Linked DNA regions of Mus musculus: all the other regions are linked to region 5. A link is a loop called in an ENCODE intact Hi-C map of the cell type or tissue named here. Cell type or tissue: heart. All regions are shown on one strand.

Evidence for each region. A loop is a pair of places that touch in the nucleus more often than their neighbours do. Peaks named below come from ENCODE experiments on the same cell type or tissue, not always from the same donor. Only the 100,000 strongest peaks of a DNase experiment are listed, where the experiment ranks them.
Region 1: it touches region 5 in a loop (5-fold over the local background); 14 of 42 quality-filtered maps call a loop at or near these places.
Region 2: it touches region 5 in a loop (5-fold over the local background); 8 of 42 quality-filtered maps call a loop at or near these places.
Region 3: a loop joins it to region 5, with 8 times the contacts of the local background. A loop is called at or near these places in 15 of 42 quality-filtered maps.
Region 4: a loop joins it to region 5, with 7 times the contacts of the local background. A loop is called at or near these places in 38 of 42 quality-filtered maps.

Annotation. Positions count from the first base shown.
Region 1 is chr19:45,433,409-45,438,408 of GRCm38, reverse strand. All of the region lies in intron 2 of Btrc (beta-transducin repeat containing protein), which reads right to left. Among named protein-coding and RNA genes, the nearest start is that of Btrc, 72 kb to the right of the region's middle. In heart, a CTCF peak has its summit at 2,138; a DNase peak (open chromatin) is centred at 2,158.
Region 2 is chr19:45,174,680-45,179,679 of GRCm38, reverse strand. No RefSeq gene overlaps it. Among named protein-coding and RNA genes, the nearest start is that of Tlx1, 26 kb to the right of the region's middle. In heart, CTCF peaks have their summits at 2,559 (motif pointing left) and 4,713 (motif pointing left); DNase peaks (open chromatin) are centred at 2,489 and 3,269; H3K4me3 peaks cover 362 bases.
Region 3 is chr19:45,484,610-45,489,609 of GRCm38, reverse strand. The region is part of intron 4 of Btrc (beta-transducin repeat containing protein); the gene reads right to left. Among named protein-coding and RNA genes, the nearest start is that of Gm19639, 57 kb to the left of the region's middle. In heart, a CTCF peak has its summit at 2,791; no DNase peak of the experiment used is centred here.
Region 4 is chr19:45,218,893-45,223,892 of GRCm38, reverse strand. No RefSeq gene overlaps it. Among named protein-coding and RNA genes, the nearest start is that of Lbx1, 15 kb to the left of the region's middle. In heart, CTCF peaks have their summits at 1,337 (motif pointing left), 2,568 (motif pointing left) and 3,188 (motif pointing left); DNase peaks (open chromatin) are centred at 2,562 and 3,162; H3K4me3 peaks cover 1,489 bases; H3K27me3 peaks cover 3,791 bases.
Region 5 is chr19:45,543,107-45,548,106 of GRCm38, reverse strand. Gm41856 (a long non-coding RNA gene) reads left to right here and starts at 3,074. Exons shown (of 2, transcript XR_001782646.2): 1 at 3,074-3,143; 2 at 4,437-5,000. It overlaps Gm19639 (a long non-coding RNA gene), which reads right to left and starts at 4,446. Exons shown (of 2, transcript XR_386758.2): 1 at 2,656-4,446; 2 at 1,761-2,006. In heart, no CTCF peak of the experiment used is centred here; DNase peaks (open chromatin) are centred at 2,667, 2,926 and 3,386; H3K4me3 peaks cover 1,488 bases; H3K27ac peaks cover 823 bases; H3K27me3 peaks cover 3,703 bases.

The sequences.
Region 1 (5,000 bases), 110 kb after region 5:
AAAATATTGGCATATTCCCAGGGCTAAGGAGCTGGCGCATGGGTAATCAGAGCTAAGCCTGTAATTCTAGCAAAGGGTGTAAGTGAATCCAAGGGCAAGCTTCTGGCCAGCTACATTTGCAGGACTGGGGAGACCCAGCCTGAGCAAAAAGATGAAAATAGGGGGCTGGAGAGATAGCTCAGTGGTTAAGCTCACTGGCTGCTTGTACAGAGGAGCTGGCTCAATTCCTAGCATCCACATGGCAGCTCAGGACTTTATAACTCCACTTGCAGGAGATCTGGAACCCTAACACAAACATGCGAACAGAACACCAGGGCACATAAAATAAATATATCTTAAAAAGTAGATGATGACAATGGATCACAATGAAGGATGACATCTGTCAATCTGGCTCATGTGCATGCACACTCACACATACACACCCTACAGACACACATTCATATTCAATACAATATTGGCAAATTCAAACGTATTTTAGTAATGAAAACCATAAGAAAAAAATTACAAGTTTTTCTGTGCTTTTTGCCTCAACTGAAAGAAAAGTTTCAAAAGGTCAGAAAGGCACCCAATGGCACTTTCTGATTAATGAAATGGCAGTGCACACACATTCCATATATCCAGTGAGTATTATATGAGTATATCTGCATATTAATGTATAATTCTGTTAAGAGATATTTTACAAGTTAGAATGCCTAGAGTTAAACCACAATATGGTTCATAATGCTTTGTTGGTTTGGTTTGGTTTTTCGAGACATGGTTGCTCTGTGTAGCCTGGCTGTCCTGGGACTTGCTATGATCAGGGTGACCAGGCTGGCCTCTAACTAAGAGACCTGCCTCCCTCTTCCCTTGAGTGTTGGGTGTGCGCCATCACTGTCTGGCCATTTGTTGTTGTTGTTGTTATTCTGTTTGTTGCTGTTTGAGACGGGATCTCTCTGTGCAGCCTGGCTGGTCTGGGACTTGCTGGGAGGTTGGCCTTGAACTCACAGAGATGCCTTTGGAGCTTACTTTTCGGTGCTGGGGCTGAAGGTGTGTATCTTCCTCGCTCCAGGCTTGATCTGTCTTCTGTTGCCTTCTGTGCTGCACAGAATTACATTGCATGATGTCTTTAGAAATTATTAAACTGTGCTAAATGTGGTGTCAAATGCCTATTACTTTAGCACTTAGGAGGTAGAGGCAAAAAAGAAAAAAAAAAAAATCAAGCATTTAAGGACAGCCTTAGCCACAATAATCAGTTCAAATCAGCCTCAGCTGAGATGCCTAACCTTGCCCCAAGGAAGGAAGGAAAGAAGGGAGGAAGGAAGGAAGGAAGGAAGGAAGGAAGGAAGGAAGGGAAGGAGGAAGAGAGAGAGAGAGAGAGAGGAAGAAAGGGAGGGAGGGAGGGAGGAGAGAGAGAGGAAGAGAGAAAAAGGAAGGAAGGAAGGAAGGAAGGAAGGAAGGAAGGAAAGAAAGAAAGAAAGAAAGAAAGAAAGAAAGAAAGAAAGAAAGAAAGAAAGAAAGAAAGGACGCAGACAGACAGAAAAGATTACCTACTTCACTGTGGAGGGTTTCAAACACACCCAAAATTATGTTAAAATTATATTTAAGCCATCTAGTAATTAATTTTTCCTATAGAAAAATTTCACTTTATGTAAGCAGAATCATATACTTGGCAAGATCTCATAACTTCTTTGGTTGCTTTGCTTTGTCCTGAGACAAGGCCTCATAGCCCAGGCTGGTCTCAAATACCGGGATCCAAGTACTGGAATTACAGTTCTGTGCTGCGCCCAGCTCACATCACCTTTAAATTTGTTCATTGCTGGAACGTAGTTCTTACCACCAGAAAGAAGTTATATTCAGGAATACTAATAAACCTTGTATTACTCATCCTGCCTAGTACACTAAGACAATTTATACAGAAAAAAAAAATGCCAGAATCAGTTTTTACAAATTAAAGGTTAGAAAACTTTAATTCAATTGAATAATTACTTTTGTTCATAAAAATTCTTTAATAAAATACATCTTAGCCATAAGAAATTAATCAGATGCTCCCCCCACCTCAATTCATAATTGTAAACATATTTGAGGACCTTTTGAACTAAGCAGGGTGGGGTTAGACTAAGGTCACTCTAAATCACATGACTACCTTCTCTTCCCTGGAGACCATGGAGTAGTTCCAGGGACTGCCATTAGAGAGCAGCACAGTACACACCATCAGTCAGAGCTCTTAACATTTCTCCCACTAAGGCTGGAATATATTCTCATTCTCTCCTCTCTCTCTCTCTCTCTCTCTCTCTCTCTCTCTCTCTCTCTCTCTCTCTCTCTCTCTCTCTCTCTCTCTCTCTCTCTCTCTCTCTCTCTCTCTCTCTCTCTCTCTCTTCAATTAGTGCAGTCAACAACTCCAGAAAAGAGTAATTCAATTAGTGCATTGTGGAGCTCTACAATACCTCTAAGCAGATGTTCCCCATCTTTGGGAACTGGAGCTAGGTTTCAAATACCTGTACGACTTAGATAACACCACTACATTACATCATTTGTCAAAGTGCTTACATATGATTCTCTGACTTCAAGGAAAAGACGAGAAAACAAACCTAGGCTAGCCTCTTAGAAAGGTTCTTATCAACGTAAACAAGTATAGAATTTTAGGCTGCAGTAATTCAGTTACATTTTCTAAATTATATTTATAACAAAATGCATCCTAGTACTCAAAAGGCAAGATCTCAAGTATGAGATCAGGCTGGGCTACAATGTAAGACCCTCTCTCAAGCAATTCAACAAAGCCAGAGGAAACCCCTCTCACCAAAGGCCAACTCTACCTCACTATACTTCACACAATATAATTGTAGAGGATTTTCCTGTTGTTATGCAGTGCTATAGCTTGGACCTGAGGCTTTCAATATCCCTCGCATGCACACTATCACTGAGCCACACCCCCAGGCCTCTTACTGTCTGCTGTTCTTGCCACAGTGTATGTAGCCATGCATTCCATACTGCAATGATGGTGGTGTCAAGATGGGGGTGTATTCACAGGAGGACAACCAGAACGCTGATCCCAAAATATGGCTATGAAAAGGACAGAAATCATGGCTGGTATTTTCCAAAGAAACAACAGAATTGGAAACAGTCTACGTGGGTAACGTGGATAAAGCAATCTTACAGCTCTCAACACATAAACAGACTTGTCATTCAGAATCCAGAAAGATCAGTCTCAGGACCCTCCAGTCCTCATCCTCCTAGCAAAGTATAGGAATCTCAAAAACAGTATATATTTGCATACAGCGTAGACACGTCCTCCCAAATAATTATGTCTAGATTACTTAACACCTATTAAATTGCAACTGTTATTCATATAATTGCTGTGCAGTATTGTTTAAGGGATAATACCAAGAAAAAAGTCTACTCGGTATACATCACTGGCCTAACTTCATTTTCGGCTTCAAAACTGGCTGACTCTGCACATGTAAAACCAAGGATATTGGGGATGGGAGACAACTGGTTATGAACAATTATTCCATATTACTACAAAACACTGTCGGGAACAATGAGTGAACTAAAGTTTGACTCCTTGAAAGAAATCTAATACAGCAAACAAAGGAAAGAAAAGAAACCTCGTGTCGACACTTCTCGCACATGGGTCGAGATCAGCACAGATTGGATGACTCCCTGACAAAAACCAATCGTAAAGAGGACATGTGACATACTGTCCTCTGGTGATCTTTTGAACCCTAAAGCTAATTCTCATAAGGTGTGATGCTGTGAAAGCCCTCAGCGTCTGAGCTGTTAACTAAAGCATTTATAATAAATACAGCATGGGAAGAAATGTTGTGGCCTCCCTGTATTAGGATCATTTCTTACATTCCAGATTTTCTTTATTTAAAAGAATGGTTGCAGGTTGGAGAGGTGGCTCAGCAGCTGACAGCACTGGCTGCTCTTCCAGAGGTCCTGAGTTCAATTCCCAGCAACCACATGGAGGCTCACAACCATATATAGGGGGATTTGCTGTCCTCTTCTGGCATGCAGCAGAATACTCATACATGAAATAGATAAACTAACTAACAGAAAGATTTGTTTCCTTTCATCTTCTGAAAATCAGTGAATGAGAAATCAATTTCCAGAAGAGTGTTTTTTTTTTAATCCCCCACTAAGTTAGACAGTGGGATCTTATAGCTTATAAGCAAGTGTTACGTCAATATGTGTGTTTTCAAACTACAGAGCAATGACTCGTTCTTACTGTCCTTGGTTTGGGCCTTACTCTCTAAGCACTCGATTTCTACAAGTAGCATGCAACTCTGGATACAGGGGTTAGGAGCTATTAGGAGGATTTAGTTCAATGCAGAGCACGTGAGCATGGCCAAGGCCCTGGGTTCAATTTTTCAAAAAAGCACTGACTGCTCTTGTACAGGACCAAGACTCAGTTCCCAGCACCCACGGGGTGACTCACGGCTTCCTGTAACTCCAGTTCTAGGGGATCCAACACCATCTTTTGGCCTCCATGGGCACTGTGCACACATGGTGCAAATGCAGACAGACAAAACACTGGAGTAAACAAAACAGTTCTTCTTAAGTGTTACTATAAAATACAAATTTTGCATATTAAAGTATTTTTCTTACTAAAATTTCAGTCTTTGATAAATTCACCATTTGAGTAATATCAAAATAGTGGAGGTTGGGCTGGAGAGATGATCAAACAATTAAGAGTATATTTGCTTTTCCAGAGGACCTGCATTCGATTCCCAACACCCACATGGCAGCTCACAACTGTCTGTAAACCCATACTCTAATACAAACATAAATGCAGGCAAGACACCAATACACATAAAATAAAAATACATTTAAAAAAAAGCAATGTAGGTTTGGGGCTGGTGAGACAGCTCAGCAGGAAAAGCCCGACTTTAACCCCACAAAGAGAGGAGAGGAACCTGTGGCAAGCTGTCCTCACCTCCACATACACGCCCTACACATATGGAATTCAAAATTTTAAAAATCTAACCAATAAACAAACACACACACAGTGGGTGAACTTG
Region 2 (5,000 bases), 370 kb after region 5:
CTCCGAGCCCCAATATCAGCCATTATCAGTAATGCAAAGTTATAACCGTGAGTTGGCATGAAGTGAGACGTGTAAAAAGCCCAGTGGAACAGAATTAAGGATTTGCATGTGAACATATGGCAAGTAACAGAGGGAAGCTAGCTGGCCTAACTTCAGGACAGCTAGGGCTACACAGATGGGTCTTGAAAAAGAAAACAACTGACCAAACAAAAAGTGTATGTAGTTTCATTCCTTGTGTGAAACTTTCAAGAACGGCGAGCACACCAGACTGCACTGTGGAGGGTTGCAGCCAAGGGTAGTGAGCTACAAAGGAGGCATCACCATGGTAACACTGTCACTAGCTGATCCTGGGAAGGGGTGTGGCAGGGACCTGGGAAGCAGAGAATATTGTTTCTTGACCACATGTTCATCTCATAGCTAACAGCTGCAGTGCACAAGTCCGTTGTATGGTCTTTTCCTTATTACCCCGTGCCTTCTCATCTTATTTATTTATTTATTTATTTATTTATTTATTTATTTATTTATTTATTTATTGTTTTGAAACAGGGGTTCCCAACTGTTCTGGAACTCACTCTCCAGACCAGGCTGGCCTTGAACGCAGAGATCTGCCTGCCTCCCAAGTGCTGGGCTTAAAGGTGTGTGCCACCATGGCCCAGCTTGTTTTTCATTTTAAATATGGTTTCTTTGGGTGCATCTGTAATGAAATGGGCACAGAGAGTTGAGCATTTGTGCCTACTTTGTCACACGCACACGCGTGTGTGTGCACACACTACACGCACACATGCACACACACGCAGGCATGCACACACACACTGCACACACACACTACACACACACTACACACAGACACACACACACGCACACACACACCCTTATCTGACAGCTTTCCAGGAACTTAGCTTCAGAACCAAGACTCTCATCTACCTCCCCCCACCCCCTTGCTTTTCTGGATAGCTGGAGCACCTTTGGCACAGTGTCTGTCACATCCCAAGGTTAGTTCATCTCTTTACTGTCATGGATATTGACAGAACCAGTGCCCAAGGGATGGAGGCTCAGGTCCCTCTGGGGCCCAGGAGGCTGCCTCTGTGGTGCTGAGGCAGGCACAGGTGCCTGAGGGGCAGACAGTGACAGAGCAAGTGACAAGGGAGGTCTGGTTACTGCTCCTCTCGCTGGAAAGGCTCTCCCACAAGGCTCACACTGTATCTGACTCCTTAGCGTTAGCATCAGAAGAAGGAAGAGGACTACCAGACTTCCTGTTCTGGTAGTCCCACCCAAACTGTTTGCCTATCTTCAGCTCTGCCTTTCTTTTTCTTTGTTAAAAATTGACTAAGTCCAATATATATATATATGATTTATTTATTTATTTTATGTATATATGAGTACACCGAGCCACCATGTGGTTGTTGGGAATTTAAATTCAGGACCTCTGCTTGCTCCGGCCTAAAGATTTACTTATTATTATATCTAAGTACATTGTAGCTGTCTTCAGACACACCAGAAGAGGGCGACAGATCTCATTACGGATGGTTGTGAGCCACCATATGGTTGCTGGGATTTGAACTCAGGACCTTTGTAAGAGCAGTTACACTTAACCGCTGAGCCATCTCTCCAGCCCCCAGCACTGCCTTTCTTATCTCAGAGTCTCAACTTGCATCCATAAACCTTCCAAGGCGAGTCTTTGATGGTAAAGGGAAGAAAATCATGGAAAGCCTGGGAATATGTCCTCCTGGAACACCTGGTCTTTCCAAACATTTATAACAATCTAGTTCTTGGCACTTGTTTCCTGGATGGAGGCATGTGACCGAAGCCGGTCAGCAGGCCTCATTCTATAATTTATCTACTTTAATTTTATGTGCATTGGTGTTTTACCAATTGGTGCATGCATGTCTGTGTGAGAGTGTCAGATCTGGGACTTACAGACAGTTGTGAACTGCCAAGTGGGAGCTGGGAATCAAACCTGAGACCTCTGGAAGAGCAGTCGGTGATCTTAACCGGCTGAGCCATCTCTCCAGCCCCAGCAGGCTTCGTTCTAAACCGTGTCTGCCTAAGATCCTCTCCAAAGCCGCGTGGACAGAGACCATACATCACACATCTCTAACCCAAGAAAAACCTTTGTGGGAGACTCCTCCTTCCTTCTGTGTGGGAGTGGCTGGGGGCGCGGCTGGGCACCAGCTTCATGGATGCGAAGCCCTCTTGGCAGAGGATGTTTTTCTAGGAGACAGGCCTTGTGGATGTTTGGTCCAGTGTGCGCGCGGGGAGGGGTGGGGGTGGAGGACAGTGAAGAGATAAAAGAGATAAGCGGTGCGGGGGAATTGGAGCTGTTCTGAGGTGGTAAGTTTAGAGAAAAAAAAATCCGGACTGTAAGAGAGAACACCATAGCCAGGCTGTTAGGTACGGTCTGTTCTGGCACACACACTGAATTTAGCAGGAATTGCCCGGATTCTACATCACCCTCTGATTTCCTTGAGTGTAAATAATCAGTCCCTAGTGGAGAAGCGTTTGGCAGCTGTGGGGAAGAGCCCAGGAATCGCCGATGACAGGGCACGGGCGCCCTCTTGTGGCTCGTTAAAGTGATGGCAGCCTTGAGCATGAGCGTCCTCATAATCTTAGGAAGCTCTTTTTGTTTGTTTTGTTTTTTCGAGACTGGGTTTCTCTCCTGGACTCGTTTTTTTTGTAGACTAGGCTGGCCTCGAACTCACAGAGATCTGCTCGCCTCTGCCTTCCGAGTGCTAGGGTTAAAGGTGTATGCCACCATACCTGACCGTTCTCACCAGCCGTTCTGCCATCGCCTGATGAAGACAAGGCCCCACCAATGCTTTCATCCTCCTCCGACCCTCAGGTGCCCCTAATCTCAAGACCTGGCAGAAGCCATGTTTGTGCAGTAACACCGCTTCTCTTGACTCTGGCCATCCCATGCGATCGTCTGTACCAACGGATCATAACTTTCTCAGGCACCTTGCTTTCTTTATAAACATCCCTGGAAGAGAGAGGGGCAGGATAAAGAAAACTTAAATGGATACAAGATGAGGAGGGTGGGTTCCGGACACACCCTCATCGAAGCCTTAGTGACCTCAGAGCTCCAATGACCAGGCAGCCACATTGTCACTGTCCTAGGGAGAACGTCTCTGAAGACCACAAACCCGGAAGTGACGGAGGCTTCCCTCCGGAAAGCACCACATGACTCTGCAGTATTCCTTCACACCAACAATTCCTCATTAGGAAGTTATATAACCACAGAGTGTTGGTTCTGGGTGTGGCCACAGACTGGCAGCGGATAACATGACTCAGCGGGGAACCCCATGAGGCCATTGACCATGATGCTAAACTTAGCAGGGTCAGGGAACACACAGCTGGTCTCTATCTCTCAGGACTTTGCCTTTCATAGGGTTTTCATAAGTAACCCTGGCCTCTCCCTGTCGGAAGTTCTCTCATTAGTCATCTGCACCAAGGGATAGTGATGATGGCGGCCCCAGAAAAACCCCAGGCCTTCCACCCCTTTTTTACACTTCCAAGGCACTGGGAAGATTCTTAACTGCCTGGTTTTGCAGGTGAAGGAATTGAGACACAAGGAGTCTTAATAACTTCTGTCTCCCCAAGCCTCGTTGTATTCTCACACAACTCAGACCTTGTATAAAAGAGTATCGAGTGAGCCTTCTATGCCTTTGTCACCTGTCATAGTTTGCTTTCTGTTGTGTGATTAACAGCATGACCAGAAGTAACTTGGGAAGGAAAGGGGTTAATTTCACCATACATCTCACAGCTGTCTGGGGGGAGGGGGAGGACTCAGGCCAGGGACTCAGGGAAGGGACTCAGGGAAGGGACTCAGGGAAGGGACTCAGGGAAGGGACTTGGAGACAGGAGCAGAAGCAGAGACCACAGAGGAAGAAGTCTGCTTACCGACTGGCCTCCCATCAATCACTCAACTTAGTTTTTTCAAACAATCCAGGACAAAATGCCCAGGGGTGGCACCACCAATGGTAGGTTAGGCCCCCTCACCTTTATCAAAAAAAAAAAAAAAAAAAAAAAAAAAAAAGCCCTACACAGCATCCCCTGCTCTCTGGAGGACCAGTGCTGTTATTTCTGGGTATTTCTTTACAGATTTTCTATCCACGTGAGGATGTACGTGTCTCCTCTCCATAGAGCACCTGCCCTGTCCCGCACCATATCCTAAACCAGACAGCAACTCCTGAGTAGTTCCACAGCAGTGCGTGTAGAACCAGTAGTCCTTTCATTATGGCTGCCCGCTAGTGCCCCGACAGAGCTAATGTAACTTGTTTCCCGCTCTTCTAATGATGGAATCTGCCTCCCATCTTAGAAATCATTAGCAATATTCCAAATGAATAGTTCTGCATGCACTGTTCCACACACATGCATGTGGATCCAACCTTCGTACGTCTTTGTCCTCATGTGTTCCGCTTGTTTGCACACGTGTTTGATCATTCACTCACGAAGATTCTGAGGACACAGAGACCAAAAGTACAGGGTACCCTCCTGGAGCGGCGCGGCCTTGGGGGAGATGGTGAGAGGCGTGGAAGAACTGGCTTTCTCTAAGCTTCTAGATAGGTCCTGGCCTCATATAAATCACATTCTCCCTCCTACGATGCTGTACCCTTCTCAGGTTTTCTGTTCTATTTGTCAGTTCCCCTCAGGGCAGATTCTGAACAGGGGTTTTGGAAATATGATACTATGGACAGCGTGGGAGAGCGCCCCCTTGTGGAAAGGTGCCAGTACTGCATGCCTGTCTTTCCTGAGTCTTCCTCACTGACTCTAGGACCCCATTTTCCTAATGTGCTGAAGACAGAAATGAAGAGTCCTCAAATCCTGCTGCCTTCTACTAGAGGATGGAGGACAATCCTATACCAACACTTTTAAGGTACAAAATCAACAGAAGAAATATAGAATCGGAAGAATGTATATGTGTGGTTAAAAAAATGAAGGGCTAGTTGGAGATAAAGAAATAGATCCACAAAAATATGATTGGGAGGGGCAACCAGATGTGT
Region 3 (5,000 bases), 58 kb after region 5:
CAAATTTAAAGAATGACCACAAGCTGGGCATGATGGCTTGAGGCCTATAACTCCAACACTTGGGAAGGGGAGGCAGGAAGGTTTGAATTCAAGCCCAACCTGTATAATCTTTTTGAGATCTACCTGGGCTGCAGAGTGAAACTCACCTGTACAAAGAAAAAAATAATTTTTTAAGCTTAAAAATATTAAGTCTTCAGTTAAGAGTCAAAACTAAACCTCCAAAAAGAAGGAAGACCTATGTCAGCTCAACATTTCCAAACACCCTGGCACTATGGGAGACCCTAGGATGGGGCTGGGAGAAACCTGCCTCCTCACGCTGCCCCGCCTCACTCTGCCCCGCCTCCTCACTCCACCCCCCCACCCCCCTCTGCATCTGCATTCTTGCTGCTTGTGTACCACCCTCCTCCTTGCCAGGATTTAATAAAAGGTTTTCTAGAAAACCATCAGTAAATGAATGCTTATCTCTACTAAAAGTTCCTTTACTTGACACATAGAGGCAAAAGAAATGCTATACACCAACTGGTTTTATTTACTGGCAAAATCCAAGTAGTAGGACTGCACAAAGTCTACCAACAGGTATGAACCCCCTACGGCTTTATTATCAAGAGTTCAATATCATTCATGTCAGACAGTGATTGCTCTCTGTCCTTTTAATAGCTTGTTGTACTAGATGATTTTCTTTTGGACTCTGAAGGTTATCAACACGCCCACAGTTGGGGTGACACACTGCCACTCTAACAAACAAAGAGGACACACACTGGGCCTGGGTTTCCATTTGGAGAAATTAAGTTTCACTGGACATTAGAAACAGGCACCTGCTTCTATGAGAGAAGCACTTAAAACCTCATCATCACCATTATCATCTCGAGACAGGGTCTCTCTCTAGCCCTGGCTGTCCTGGAACTCACTATGTAGACCAGGCTGGCCTCCAACTCAGAAGAGATCCTGCCTTTGCCTCCTGAGTGCTAGCATTAGAGGTAAGCACTATGCTGGCTGACAGCAGTGTTTTTGGTAATGAACAATCCAGTGGGCCTGTGTTTTAAGTAAGAAAGGCTGGACAGTGGGCTGACCAGGACAGCAGCAGTAAGAAGACAGGCTAGTGATCAAGACATGTATGTTCATGCCTGTAATCTCAGCACTTGGAAGACTGAGGCAGGAGGATTGTTTCAAGTTACAGGCCACCCTTAGCTATGCAGTGAGGTACTGGCTCAAAGAACCAAAGAAAAAAACCCAAGCAGGTAAAAAAAGATTAAGACATTTTGGAGAGGATTTTTAGACTAACATCATGGAACCAGGGCACACTATGGAGGAAGCAAAAGACTGGACTGTTTTACAGTTAGGATTGAAGAGTCTCAGAGTGGCTCAAGATCAGGTCCAGTGTCAACTATGAACTGGGTGACCTTAGCAAGCCCTTCACTCAATCTCCCCCTTTTCTTCTTCTTTAACCCCAAAGACTTAACACCACTTGTTCCTGAGGGTTGATATAATAACAGGTTATGTGCACACACATAGATAACAGCATATATGTTCTTAACAAAGAAAAGAATTAAAAACAAAATGTACTGATGATATTAATGTCCTTACTGCTACTGAACTACATACTTAGAAACGGCTACATAGTTTCTAAGTTTCTTTCTGGGGAGAAAGTTGAGGGAGACACACTATAAAAACAAAGCCTGAGTAGAGACACAGGGCTCAGTGTGGATGCTTACTGCCTGTTCTCCTGGCTTTAATCTCAATCACTGGGCTGGGGGTGCAGGGGTGTGTGTGAGATGGAAGAACTACCATAAAACTACCCCCCTCTCTTACCCACACCCACGATAGGCGATATTTCTATCCTCTTCCAGAATGCTACAGTAAAGCCGGGCATGGTGACGCATGCCTTTAATCCCCGCATCTGGGAGGCAGAGGCAGGTGGATTTCTGAGTTTGAGACCAGCCTGGTCTACAGTGAGTTCCAGGACAGCCAGGGCTACACAGAGAAACTCTGTCTCAAAAAACAGAATGCTACAGTAAAAAAAAAAAAAAAAAAAAAAAAAAGGCCAGGCAACGCTAAGCACTGGCTGGCAGGGTAGAGGACAAAGGCTCTCTCATCCTCTGAGGCCAGCAGTTTCTAGTTTCTTTCCTAGTTTCATATACATGTGAATGTATTTCATCTACATATTCATGAAATCATACCTGTGAGTGTTTTTTTTTAATTATCAAAAGCTGAAAGAAACCCAAATGATTGCCTACAGTGAAATATATAAATGGTAAGAAACATCTACTGTGAAATATTACCAATGGGTATATACAGACTGCAATTACCTGCAACAACGTGGATGATTCTTAAATATTTTTTGCCCAACTGACCACATACTGTAAGGGCTGCATGCTCTGTGTTTCAGAGCCAGGCAGAGCTAAGATAAGGAGCCGGAGGTGAGGGTTATGTTATCCCCAGGAGGGCAGTAGCTGACTTGGGGCAGGGGTGGGCTGTTAGGTTCCCTCTCAAACAGCTAGACTGCTGTCACCCAGGCCTGTTCACTTTGAAGAAACTCATCAACTCCAGAAACTCCTAGCATCACTAGATTATATTCACACAATCGTCTGGTTCTTGATAGACTGTCCTAACCATTATTTTCTGATATAAAGAAAGGAGTCATTAAACTAAAAAATAAAAATAAAAAAATTTTTTTTTTTAATTTTACTACAAAAGAGCCTGAGATTCTATCTCCTATTGTGACCCTGTGGCCACTCACAGACAATGGTTCCCACATGCTCTGAGCAAGGTTAGAGCTCCCTCTAGCACTCTTAACTAAGGCAACACCGCAGGCCCTTACAGAGCTGACACAATTTGGTGCTGCCCACAGTTAAATGCAATATGGTGATTTTTATTTTTAATTTGCTTTAATTGTTGCTATCATATGAATAATTAATAGGCTGCTTATACCAGTTTTGTAAAGTTCACAGTACAGAAAGCCAGGAGAGAAATATCTACTTACAAAGGAGGCTTAAAAATGGTTATAACTGCTATAATATGAGAGAATTTGGAATATTTATTCATGATTTGTGGCAACATTATATTCTACCAACAAAGAAACATGCTACTAAAAGCACTTCCTACTAGAAACATCTCCCCATCTCCCCGTCTCATCTGCGCTGCTGGCTGCATAGCCACTGAGCCCACAGGGTTGCAGGAGTAAAGTAGGTCAGGGCTGGGAGGACCTTGCTCTTTGGTGGAGGACAACCGCAAGATGTGGCTGCAAACATTTAACCCAATTCCACCCACTCTAAGACAAGCCTTCACTAGCATTTACTGAACCCCTGGACAACAGAGGCTACTGAACTACCAGCCTACTGCGTCTAGGTTCTTTCCCATGTCTTTGAAAACTCCTTTCGTCACTGGGACCTCAGCCAGTGAGAATTATGACTGTATCAATGACTCTACCCAACAAAGTCTACTTCATGCTTGAGTGTCATCACAAAGTATAGTTTAGACACAATATTGTAATCCTACACAATCTACATAGAACTTGGGCCAATGCTGAAAGTTCAACAACTGTAGCATGTATCTATATAGTCCTTCTGGGAAAGCAGCCAGAAGCAAAGGGGTCATTTTTCACTGCTGAATTTCAACCCCACACACTGCAAGAAACACTGCTTACTAAAATTCTTGTCAAAAATCAATACACATATAACATCAGATAATAAGTTCCTTGAACCATGAGGAATGAAAAAAAATACAGTTTTCTTAAAGGTAAATTCATTAAGGAAGACTAATGGGGACTATCCTATAGCTTGCATTCAGAAAATTAAGAATTTTTTGAATAATGATATGAAACAAGCTTTAGCTGTTTTAAAAATGACCCTCTTTATTTATTTATTTGTCTATTTGTTGATTTGTTTTGTGTGTGTTGGGGGCACGTGTGGAGGTCAGAGGACCACCTGTGGAAGGCAGCTCTCTCCTACAGTGTGGAACCTGGGGACTTAGGTCATTCAGTACTATAACAAGTACCTTTACCTACTGAGCCATCTCACCAGCCCCCCTCCCCCTTTCCCTCCCTGCATGAGCAGTGCGAGCAGTGAGTGAGCACATGTGAGTGGAGGCCAGAGGGGGCCCTTGGTGTCTTTCTCCATCTCTCTACACCTTTCTTACTGAGCTTTCTCAGTTTGAATCCACAGCTCACCTATTTGTCTAGTAAAGTGAGCTAGCTCCAAAGAACCCATCTTTGTTTGCTAGCATATCACAGGGGTCCCCGACACCACCGGAATTGATGTGGGTCTTGAGGATCTAAACTTCAGGTCTCATGCTTGAGTTCTTTACCAAGATGAGTCGGCCCTTAGCCCTCATTAGCATTTTCTTTTTTTTTTTTTAAGTATAAAAATTCCTTTCAAAAGTAAATGAAGCTAATGCAGTAGTGTGATCTCTGCACTCAGGAGGCTGAGGCAGGAAACTGCATAATTTACAGACTAGTCAGGGCTACACACTGAGAACCTTGCAAAAAAAGGGGGGGGGGCTGGGGACGGAGACAGAGAAGGAAACTGAAGGAAGTATTATGTGTATGTGTGTGTGACAGAGTAGTATATTTGTGATGAAGGAAGTTTAGCAATTTTCTAAAGTACATTTTTACCATTTTACTTTTATTATTTGAAAAGATGAATAGCAGCCTGTGTGACTCCTCGCTCATGTCCTGGCACCAAGCCTGTATATGGTAGACATCAGTCTTTTCTTCACATTCCATAAAGCCACCTTAGTTTGGTCACATTAACATGGCCACAGTGATTCCAAAGGCAGATCAAACCAGGAGTGAAATATCAGCTGAAGCAGTTCTTCATCAACCGATAGAGCCTCAATCACAACGGCGCCTTCCTCAGACAGGAGTCACTACAGCTTCCTTTCAATTCACCTGTGTCTGCTGGGAGCTCTATCATCAACTAGAACAAGAGTGACAGCTCTAAATGAACACGACAGAAAAGCTAGTGGATGCTGCCTCTTGGTTTAGCCATTTCGCTCTCTTTTGT
Region 4 (5,000 bases), 320 kb after region 5:
TCAACCCGGGCGGCGGCTGTAGCTCTGGCGGCAGAGCCTGTGTTCGCCTGCGCCGGCTTTTAGGGATGAGTTATGTGGCAATGAGCGAAGTAAATCTGCATGCGCAAAAGATGCTAATTACTCTTAATAGCCTACCCAGACGCCCCGAGACTGGAAACCCAGAAACGTAAATCTGCTCCCGATAAATATTTTTAATTGTGAAATTTCCTGGAAAGAAGGCTTTGGGTGCGCGGGCCGAGGCATTCGGCTTTGGAGGGAGGCCCTCAGCCCCCCACTCTGGAAGCCGAGTCTGGAGTCAGGGCTCCTCGCGGGGGCGTCGGGTGCGGGCCGAGTGACCAGAGTTGGGCTGGCCGGCGCTGGGTAAAGTTAGTGATGTATCGCATTAATTACCAGTGTGAGCTGCAAATGGTTCGAGGCCCAGGGAAAATTAATGGGAATCCAAATTCTAATTATGTAGCTGTTGTTAAAGAGTTTAACTAGATAGTCACGGAAAAAATTGGATTATACATAGAAATATGCAGCCAGCGCGCAGGCTCTAGGGAGCAGTCTTGGGGAATCACAACCAGGCAGCCCCTACCTACCCTTGCCCTCGAGGGTGCTCCTCCTCTGAGGGAAAGGAATAGATCCACCCCCACCCACCCACTCGCCCCCACCCCCGCCCCCGCGTATAAATAACGATCCCAGGAGAGCCTATGGCAGCGGCAGGGAGAATCTCAGGCTAGGTCCAGAGGCTGAAGGTCGGAGAGATGCGCTCTTGGTTGCAGAGGTGGAGTGGAGGTTCTGGCCTCCTGAGTCCCTTGGTCTGGGTAAGCTTTTGTGCCAGTTTCCTAGAAGGCGGATAAACCAAGAGCAGGCTAATCTACCATATACTTCTTTTTAAACGACAGAGTAGCCCTGGCTGTCCTCGAACTCACGGAGATATGCCTGCCTCTGCTACATCAAGGCTAGAATCTGTGCCACCTCCCCGGGGGCATACCCTGTTCTTTTGATAGTCGCATAATTACATCTGGGTGCTGTGGGCTTTTATTTTTTCCACTGTCAGTTTAAGGAAATAGCCACCAAACAGAAGCCCAATTACACCCGAAGCCTCGTCATTCACTTTATTAAGGACCCTGGATATGTTTCCATTTTCGCAGGAAATGAGGTCTGATCAAGCAGCACTAATACCTCTGGCCTCCAGGGAGGGGGTGGGGCCTTTCCAGGGCCAGCTCCCTCCCCCCCCCCGCCCCCCAGGCCCGGGAGGCAGTAGCGCCAAGCTGCAGGGCGGTGGGACGGGACGTCTTGGAGAGACAGATACCCAACCGCTCACTTGCTTCCTGGGCCACCTGCTGGGCAGAGGCTAGGCCCTGCGCGCCTGCAGCTGGCAATCTACGGGAAGCAGGTTCGAGGCTGGAAGGACCTTCAGTCCCAAGAGACAACAGACTTTCCAGGCTCGATATATTATTCCCCTAAGCCCAACAACTCAGATCTGGGGATCTGGGGTTTCTGCTAAGGTCCCTAGAGCAGGGCTTGGACCACCAGGGAAGCCCCTTGCCGGGATCCTGGGCATCTTTGCTTTAATCTTGTTTCTCTTTTCATGTTCACTCTGTTAGTTGAGGAGAAGCCGGTGAATCCCAGTCTCCCTAAGGAGTCCCTGTATTAAACCTGTGCGCCAGCAGCTTTTAGACTTGAATTTCCTAGATGGATGAATGTGATTAATGCTTGCCCAACTAGCCACGAGGCTACTTTGGGACCTTTGATGGTCTTCCTTCCCCAAGTCCGACTGAAATCACAAAATAAGGAATGGGAAGGGATGGGGGACGCTTTGGGTCAAACCTCAGAAGATGGAAAAGACTGGAGAGGGGTCACACAAGTTACAAGACAAAGTTTTTCCAATTACAGGCTGCCTGGGATGGGGTGGGGGTGGGAGGGGATGAGAGATTGACTCTGGAAAGGAAGAGAATGGCCGGCTCCCTCAGATGCTCTGGGAGGGACTAGACATTTAGAGTCTGTTTTCTCATCCTGAAGGGCATGAGGGATATTGTCATTTTTTTTTTTCTAAGTTTGGAACAGATTCTAGCTTGGGGTGGGAAAGGCTGAGGATATGCAAAGGAAGTGCAAAGAAGGAAACCCAGGGATTGGGAGAGTCCCGGGTTCTCACCTCCCTACCTCTAGTAGCAAGGGGCAGGCGAGCTCAGAAAAGCTGCTGCCACAGACCCAGAGTCTGCAGAAAGCAGGTGGTGTGAGCATTTCCTCCCTTTCCAAAGTCTAGATTCCGAAGAATTCTTTTGCCAGGGGCCGGCTGGTGGTCTGATGACAGACTGAGACCAAAGTCCATCCCAGCCCTAAGGGAATGCTGGGGCTCTCGTCTCTAGTCTTTGAGCACTCGCATACCTCTCGCCCCCGTTCATCTCTCCAGTGAAAGCCCTTGGTGAACGAAGGCTGCTTCCCAGTCCTTGATGTACGCAGGCTGTCCTTATGTTTCTGTGAGCAGCGTCCTCGGACCCTGACTTCTGTTTCTTTGGGGTTTCAAAGTCATTCCAGCCCCGCCCCTTTAAAAGCCCGCGCTTCTCCATGTCGCGGGCTTTGAGTGCCACCTAGCGGCACTTGTGGCGACACTCAGCAGCAAGCACCCTTCACCCACTTCTTTCTGATGCCGGATCTGAAACCCCAAACCCCATGCAGTAGCCGCTTTAAGCTCAAATCAAAAAGCCTTCGCTTCAAAAAGTGTTACTGTCCCTTCCCAGCACGTTAGGAGGCTTAGGAGGCGACGCAGCTAGGAATAACAAAATACTGCTGCGGGCCTTCCTTTGGAACCTGCAGATGTGGGAAACGCACTTTCAGGACTGGGTATTGGATAGAGCTGGGGGTCTACCCGATGTCTCGGCTTTTGGATAGTAAATCAACAAACAACAACAACAACAACAACAACCACCCCACAAAAATGAGAACAACAAAGGCTAGGTCTTTCTTGGGCTGAGGGAAAAGGCAACTTCTTCCTGAGGTTGTACACCCAAAGGGAAAGTTCGTAGTCGTTAATCATCCTTACTCTTACCCTAGATTCGCTCTTTCTGTCCTCATCCCCTCACTGGTAACAAAGACCCCTCTGACTCCTCAAATCCGCATACTGGGTCCCGCCTTTGCCTGGGAAAGGTTAGACAAGAGCTCCCTCTGCTGGTCGTGATGTGACACTGCTCGGGCCAGTGCGCTGCAAGGCAGTGAATTTTCAGATCTGCTTCAGGAAGGAGGACTTTTTTCCAAACAGAAAGAGAAGTTTTCGCAGGCTTTATGAGTCTTCACAGGGAAGCAATGGCTCAGAGCTCCACACCAATTTTGCATCAATCGTATCTCTTTTTCTTCCTGTGGCTGGCCCAACTACCCCCCAACTGACAGTGTGCCAGCAAGGTGGGAAAGATTAGGAATTTCTTCCCACATATCATAGCTAACTAACACTGTGAATATGCACAAGTTTTTTTGGTCAATTATGCATGTATAGATGCATGTATGTATGCATCCACATGTGTATTATGTATGCATGCATATGTGTATGTATGTATGTATGTATGTATAAGTGTATGTATGTATGTATTCAGTAACCCTTAGGCCACATACTCTCCTACCCTAGTCCAGACTGCCACCGTCTACTGATACTCCCTCCATGTCCAGGCACAGCTACCCTCTTCAAGGTCCCATCAGCTTCACTATACTTCAGGATATTCTCCAGGTCTGGGCATTAGGAGGTGCAAGGGCTCCGTGGAGGGCAGGATGCCCAGGGCACATAAAGGATGAAGTAGCACTAAGGCCACTGTGGGTCTATGTCCTTTTCTTAGGGCCTGTCCTTACTGGAGACGGAAGACAGCAGTGGCATGCCTGTGACAGAAGCAGCACTGAGCTTCCAAGTCCCTCTGTGACCTAAAATGATCTGACAACCTTCCACAGAGGCTGTTGCTCCATGTAGATCCCAGAGCTCTGGTCCAGGTCACTTCAGTCCCGTTCACTTTGTTCAGAGCCGGGTCCCATGGGTGAAGCTCAGAATAAGCCAGTCTATTGGGCTCTTGAGGTCCTCTTAGGCAGTAGAAATAAGAATCCTGAGCCCCTGGGCTGGTGAGATGGCTCAGTGGGTAAGAGCACCCGACTGCTCTTCCGAAGGTCCGAAGTTCAAATCCCAGCAACCACATGGTGGCTCACAACCACCCGTAATGAGATCTGATGCCCTCTTCTGGAGTGTCTGAAGACAGCTACAGTGTACTTACATATAATAAATAAATAAATCTTTAAAAAAAAAAATCCTGAGCCCCAGGCCTTAAGCAGCAAGAACAATGAGGGGACCCCTGTGCGCCCCACATTGCCCCCTTCTTGGGGCCCTTGGTGCATTTCCATGGTACAGACATCCTGGTGCCTTTGGAGTCAGTGCCTGGAACCAGGACACACCACGTCCCTGCACTACCCCCATGGAGGAGCTGCAGACAGTCAGCTGCCAGGGCCAGCCACATGCTAATCTGAACTGCAGAAAATTTGGATTCCAGGACCCCACTGCAGAGCCATGGAAAGAGATCACTGGGAACACCTGAGAAATGTCCCTAGTGTGGAGACTGTTTCCTTCTTTACCCATTTCCCAATCCTATTTTGTTTGGGTTTTCTTTTAGACAGAGGCTCTCTATGTATCCCTGGCTGGCCTTGAACTCTCAGAGATCCACCTGCCTCTCTGCCTCCCTAATTCCAAGATTAATCACTTGGGTCATGACACATAGACACTTTCCAATTCTTTAAAGTTACTTTTATGAAACATTCAACTTGTTGATCTTTGGGAGGAATGTGATACATTGATATGTTACAACTGAGCCATTGCTCTAGAAGCTTGGTCAACTTCCAGGTTTAAAACGAGGCAAAACGGGGCTGGAGACTTAGCTGGCTTTCACGGTGCTGCCAAGAGACTGCGCTTTCTTCTCAGGTTTAAGAGGGAGTTTTTGAAAAGTTTGTGAGTTCCTTCGAGGTATCTACAAAAGCTCACCCTGTTCCTT
Region 5 (5,000 bases):
GCATGGTCCCTAGGGACCTGGCCTTTAGAGAGTGGGCAGAGCATTCTGCTCTAGGGTGTGAGCTCTCTCTCTCTCTCTCTCTCTCTCTCTCTCTCTCTCTGTGTGTGTGTGTGTGTGTGTGTGTGTTTTGATTTTTGGTTTTTCGAGACAGGGTTTCTCTGTATAGCCCTGGCTGTCCTGGAACTCACTTTGTAGACCAGACTGGCCTCAAACTCAGAAATCCACCTGCCTCTGTCTCCCAAGTGCTGGGGTTAAAGGCGTGCGCCCCCACGCCCGGCTTGTGTGTGTGTGTTTAAATGATTTTATTTTTATGTACATTTGTGAGCTGCCATGTGGGTGTTGGGAACTGAACCTGGATCCCCTGGAAGAGAAACCAGTGCTCTTAACTGCTGAGCTGTCTCTCTAGCCCCTGGGGTTATATTGTATTACATAGCAAAGGGGACATTATCTAACCATACAAGCCCCTTAAAAGGAGAGCTGCCTCTGGTTGGTGGCAGGTGGAAGGGCGGTGGACGAGAGATCTGAAGCATGAGCAGGAACTCTGGGGGCCTCAAGGAGCAGTGGTGCTGATGCAAGAAACAGTCCCCACAGCCATCAGGAACGGATGCTGCCAGCCACAAACGTGGGCATGCGAGGACTTTTTCTTTAGAGCCCTACTGGGATCCCAGGATAACCAGGACTCTCAATCCAGCCTGTGGGGCCCTAAGTAGCGAGCTCAGGCAACCTGACCTGAGTTTCTGCCCTGCACCACGGCTGTTGGAAAGGGCCAAGAGTGTGAACGTGTACTGTGTAGCAGTTAGAGGAGATGCACAAAGCCTAGGGGAGCCTTAGGAAGCTCCTGTAATGGTGAAGCTGGGGGAGGTGTGGAGACTCCACTCACACAGCTCCCTGCCCTCCAGATTTCCCAGGGCAATAATTGCTCCCAGTTTCCAGACTCTTCCGTCTCTTCTGCGGCTGATCATGGAATCAGATCCTTGTAAGCACTTCAGTGTGTGGCGTGTGCATCTGTGGAGCCTGGAACCTGGATGGAGTCGCTGTGAGCACTAACCAAGAGTTATACCCGTGCAGACAGCTTCTGCAGAAACTTCCAGCACACAGACATGAGCAAGCAGAGTGGTCTGATTGTGTGGCACCCTTCCCAAAAAAAGCGTGTCTCTCCTTCCCAAAATGGCATTTCAAAAATTTATTCATGGGACATGGATACCAAGAAAAAAGAAGTTTGGGGTCCCATGGGACTTGTTAGAAAGCTGGAAAGACCAGTTAATACTGAGCAAGCTATAAAAGGAGACTTGGGGAAGGGCCCTGAGCTACCTGTGCCACACACCTGGTTTATTTCAGCAGTTTTACCAAGCCCTACTTAGCTCAGCCCTACATGTGGATATGCAGTCTCCAGCTAGATTTTGTTTTGTTTTTGTTTTTTTGAGACAGGGTTTCTCTGTGTAGCCTCTGCTCACTTTGTAGACCAGGCTGGCCTTGAACTCAGAAATCCGCCTGCCTCTGCCTCCCAAGTGCTGGGATTAAGGGCACCACCACCGCCCAGCTCCATTTTACAGATGGAAAGCCTGAGTCCTGGGCTAGAAAGATGGTTCAGGGGTCAAGAGCATGTATTGCTCTATCAGGTCCCGGTCCCTGAGTTCAATTCCCAGTGCCCACACCAGGCAGCACACGACTGCCTAAAACCCTGGTTCCCAGGGATCCAAAGCCGCTGCCACTGCAGGCATCTGTGCTCGTACATGCCTGTACACAGACAGACACACATGTCCCAGAGAGGTTCTTTTTATTGTCCCAAGTCATGCAACATGTGTCAGAGATGAATGTCACTCAGGTCTCCGTGATTCCGCCCAGCTGATTCCCTTGTTCCGCTCCGCACAGATCTCACTGAGCCTTTTGTCTCCCCTCCTTTCCTCTCGTCCCTCAAATCTGCAGAGAGAGTTGACGCTGACTGCCCTGAAACCAGGGTTCAGTTTGGCTTTGAGACTGGGTTTCACTATGGTAGCCCCAGCTGCCTGTGAAATGAGAATTCAACACAGCCTCCTGAAGGTGGAGTCTTACAGGCTACCCCACCAGTCTGGCTCAAACCTGGGCTTTGATTCGTGAGTTTCCTGCTCTGAGAGAGAATGGCCAGTTGTGTACACCATCATGAAAGAAGGAGTAAAGGCAATGCCACCTCCTGAGGCCTGCCAGAGTGGAGCACACACACGGACAAACCAATATATGCCTGCTCCACCTAGACAGGGCCCTCGGAGTCCTGCCCTGCGACACTGACACGTCTTCTCCTAACTCCCAGCTCCTCGGGGCCTCTGATGGATCCTGTCTCATCCCTTTGACCTTCTTGACATTGTTTGGAATACTTTTAGTTCAGTTTGATCAGGGAATCTGAATTTGGTCAGCCCACCCTCCCTGCTGGCCAGTCAAACACCAAGTTGGGAAGGAATCAACCCTGAGCTGTGTGCTCTCAAGCAGTATAATGGGGACTCTCAGAAGGCCGTTCCAGAAAGAGAACCTTGAACCCTGGGACTGTCCCTCCTCCCTATGGGAACACCCCAGCTTCCCACCCCATAGGTTAAAGACTTGAAGCCCTACTCCACTGCTTTAGAGAATCAAGGCTCTGGTGTCTCAGGACCCCCCTGGCCCTCCTTACCAGAAGAGACCTACCTGGCCTGCCAAGGTCTCTAGGGAGGTGGCAGGTGATGGATGACTGACCCATATGCTCCGAGCCTGGCCTGCCTCAAGTTCAGCTCTCTTGTCCTCGCTCCTCCAGTTTTGAATAGACAAAGGAATTTTCTGGAATCTTGGTGCAAGGAGTGTTCCAAAAGCAGGGGCATGCAGAGCTCCCGGCTGCCCTCCGTCTGTCCTACGGGACGGGAATATCCAGGGCGGGGACAGCGAGCGCGTTTCCTGAGAGGCGCCGGCAGAGGGTGCGCGAGGACCGGCGAAGAGGTCCGCTGCTAAGCCGGGCGAGCTCTTGAGAGGAGGGCCAAGCCACGCTCCTCTAGGACCCGGGCGCTAGGGAAAGGGTCCGGCTCCTCGAGTGCAGGTCCCGCCCGGTGCAGACGCAGATCCACTCCCTTCTGAGGGCGGAGAGACCCTTGCAGCATCCGTCTGGAGTAGGGAGGGACTGAAGTGACCGAGGAGAGAATCGGGTGAGACTTCTTCTCAGACTCATCTCGGGTCAGGACTCCGTGCCTCAGTTTCCCCTTCAGGATTTCTGTTCTTGTTGATGGAAGCTATAACCTGGAAGAGCTATGAGGGAGATGACCGAGGACAATCTGGTTACCCTTTTCTTGGCGCAGCCATCTAAACACACTTCAGCGGTGAAAGAGATGGACGGAGACAGGAGAGAGTGGCCGAGGGACAGGCACGCTGGGCAGCCCGGGGTTGGGAGGGAGCCGAGAAGGACGGTCACAAGGGCTGGGGCGGGTCCCTATGAGCCTGAGGGACGTCTGCTGCTACCCTTCCGGGCCGCGTTCAGCACTGACTCCTTCGCTCCTCTAGTCCCCCAACTTCTCCCCCCCCCCCGCCCCCGCCCCCCCCCCCCCCCCAGCGGCGGTGATTTATGGCTGGGCCAGACCTGGCGACCTTGGACGGATAACTAATGACGGGTCAATAACGCTACAGAAAAAGTGAAGTGAGAGAGAGCCGAGGCCCATCCCTTCTGCCCCCTTCCCATCCTCCACTTGGTGTCATTACTGAAGCCTCCTTGCAAGGGTGGGAGGCTCCCCAAGGCCAAGACCTTGACAGGTCTGGTGGTTAAGCCAGCTGAAATGGGGGTGGGGTGAGACCTGAACACACTGCAGAAACCCCAAGGGGAGGGCCACTTGTGTGGGTCCTAGGAGGAAGTCAGTTTCTGAGAAAGTAAAGGCATTTGAAATTGCTCCAGGCACGCCAGAAGGAGCCTTGGGAGGAAGGCTGTGCGGTAGTCAGCTGGCCCCACTTCTCCCTGTCTCTTTTCTTCGGCCAGTTCTCTATGTCCTCTCGCTCCTTTCCTCACCAGCTCCCAGGATGTCAGTGTTTGCTTCTGTTTTCCAGACACTTTGCCCGGGGTGGGAGTGGGGGTGGGGGTGGGGGTGGGGGTTTCCTGTTTGCATGAGAACTGGGGTGGCTGGGCATCTGAACTCATGTCTGCATTATCTGGGGAATGGACCAGTGCCTCCTTTTCTTAAATCTGCCAACTTCTTCGACCCTGTTTGAGATGCCCAGCTCCCACTTTATTTTAGAGCCCTGGGTGGATGTAAACAATCCAGACCTGCCTCGAGTTCCTGCCTCTCAAACAGCAGGCAAAGGCAGAGCCTAGGTGCCAATGTGGGCTTTTCTGTCTCCTGCCTGTGTGGGGACACCTTGAAGGGCTCTCACTGAGGACGCAGCAGAGGGAGATTCTGAGGCCTGCCATCTGACTCAATGCTTTAAACCATAATCTCCCCACTCCTCCACCCCAGGGTCCTGGTCCTTCCCCTGCTGGCTCCCCCTTAACTGTTGTCAGCTCTGACTCCAAAGAAGATACCCAAAGACACAGAGACAAGAACATTCTGCATCTAGATTAAACCTGTTAAACCCACAGAACTGCCTTGGACGTGCAGGGCAGTGGGAGTGGCCTCGTGCCTGAGGGTGCCAGACAGTCTCTGTGTCACAGGTGGACTCCTGTGGGAACATCTATCAAGGCATTTACAGATTCATTCAGTGGACCAAGAGCACATGGATGGATGCCCTGTGCTGGAGGAGCAGGGGCCACACCGAGGAGTCCGAAGGACAGCTATGTAAAGGGAGTGGCAAAGGCATCGACACAGGAGGCAGTGGTCCTAAATGTCCACCCATCCCTTATTCCACCTCCAGCCTTTTCCCTTTTCTAAGCCACAGGCACCACTTACTGCTCTCCAAACCTCTGTGCCACCTCATCCTGAAAACCTCAGGGGTCCCAGCTCCAGGTTTAGCTGCTTAATATTCAAGGTCCATCAAAACATAGGATACCCTGTTTAAAAGTTATAAGGAGTTTCGTGATGGAG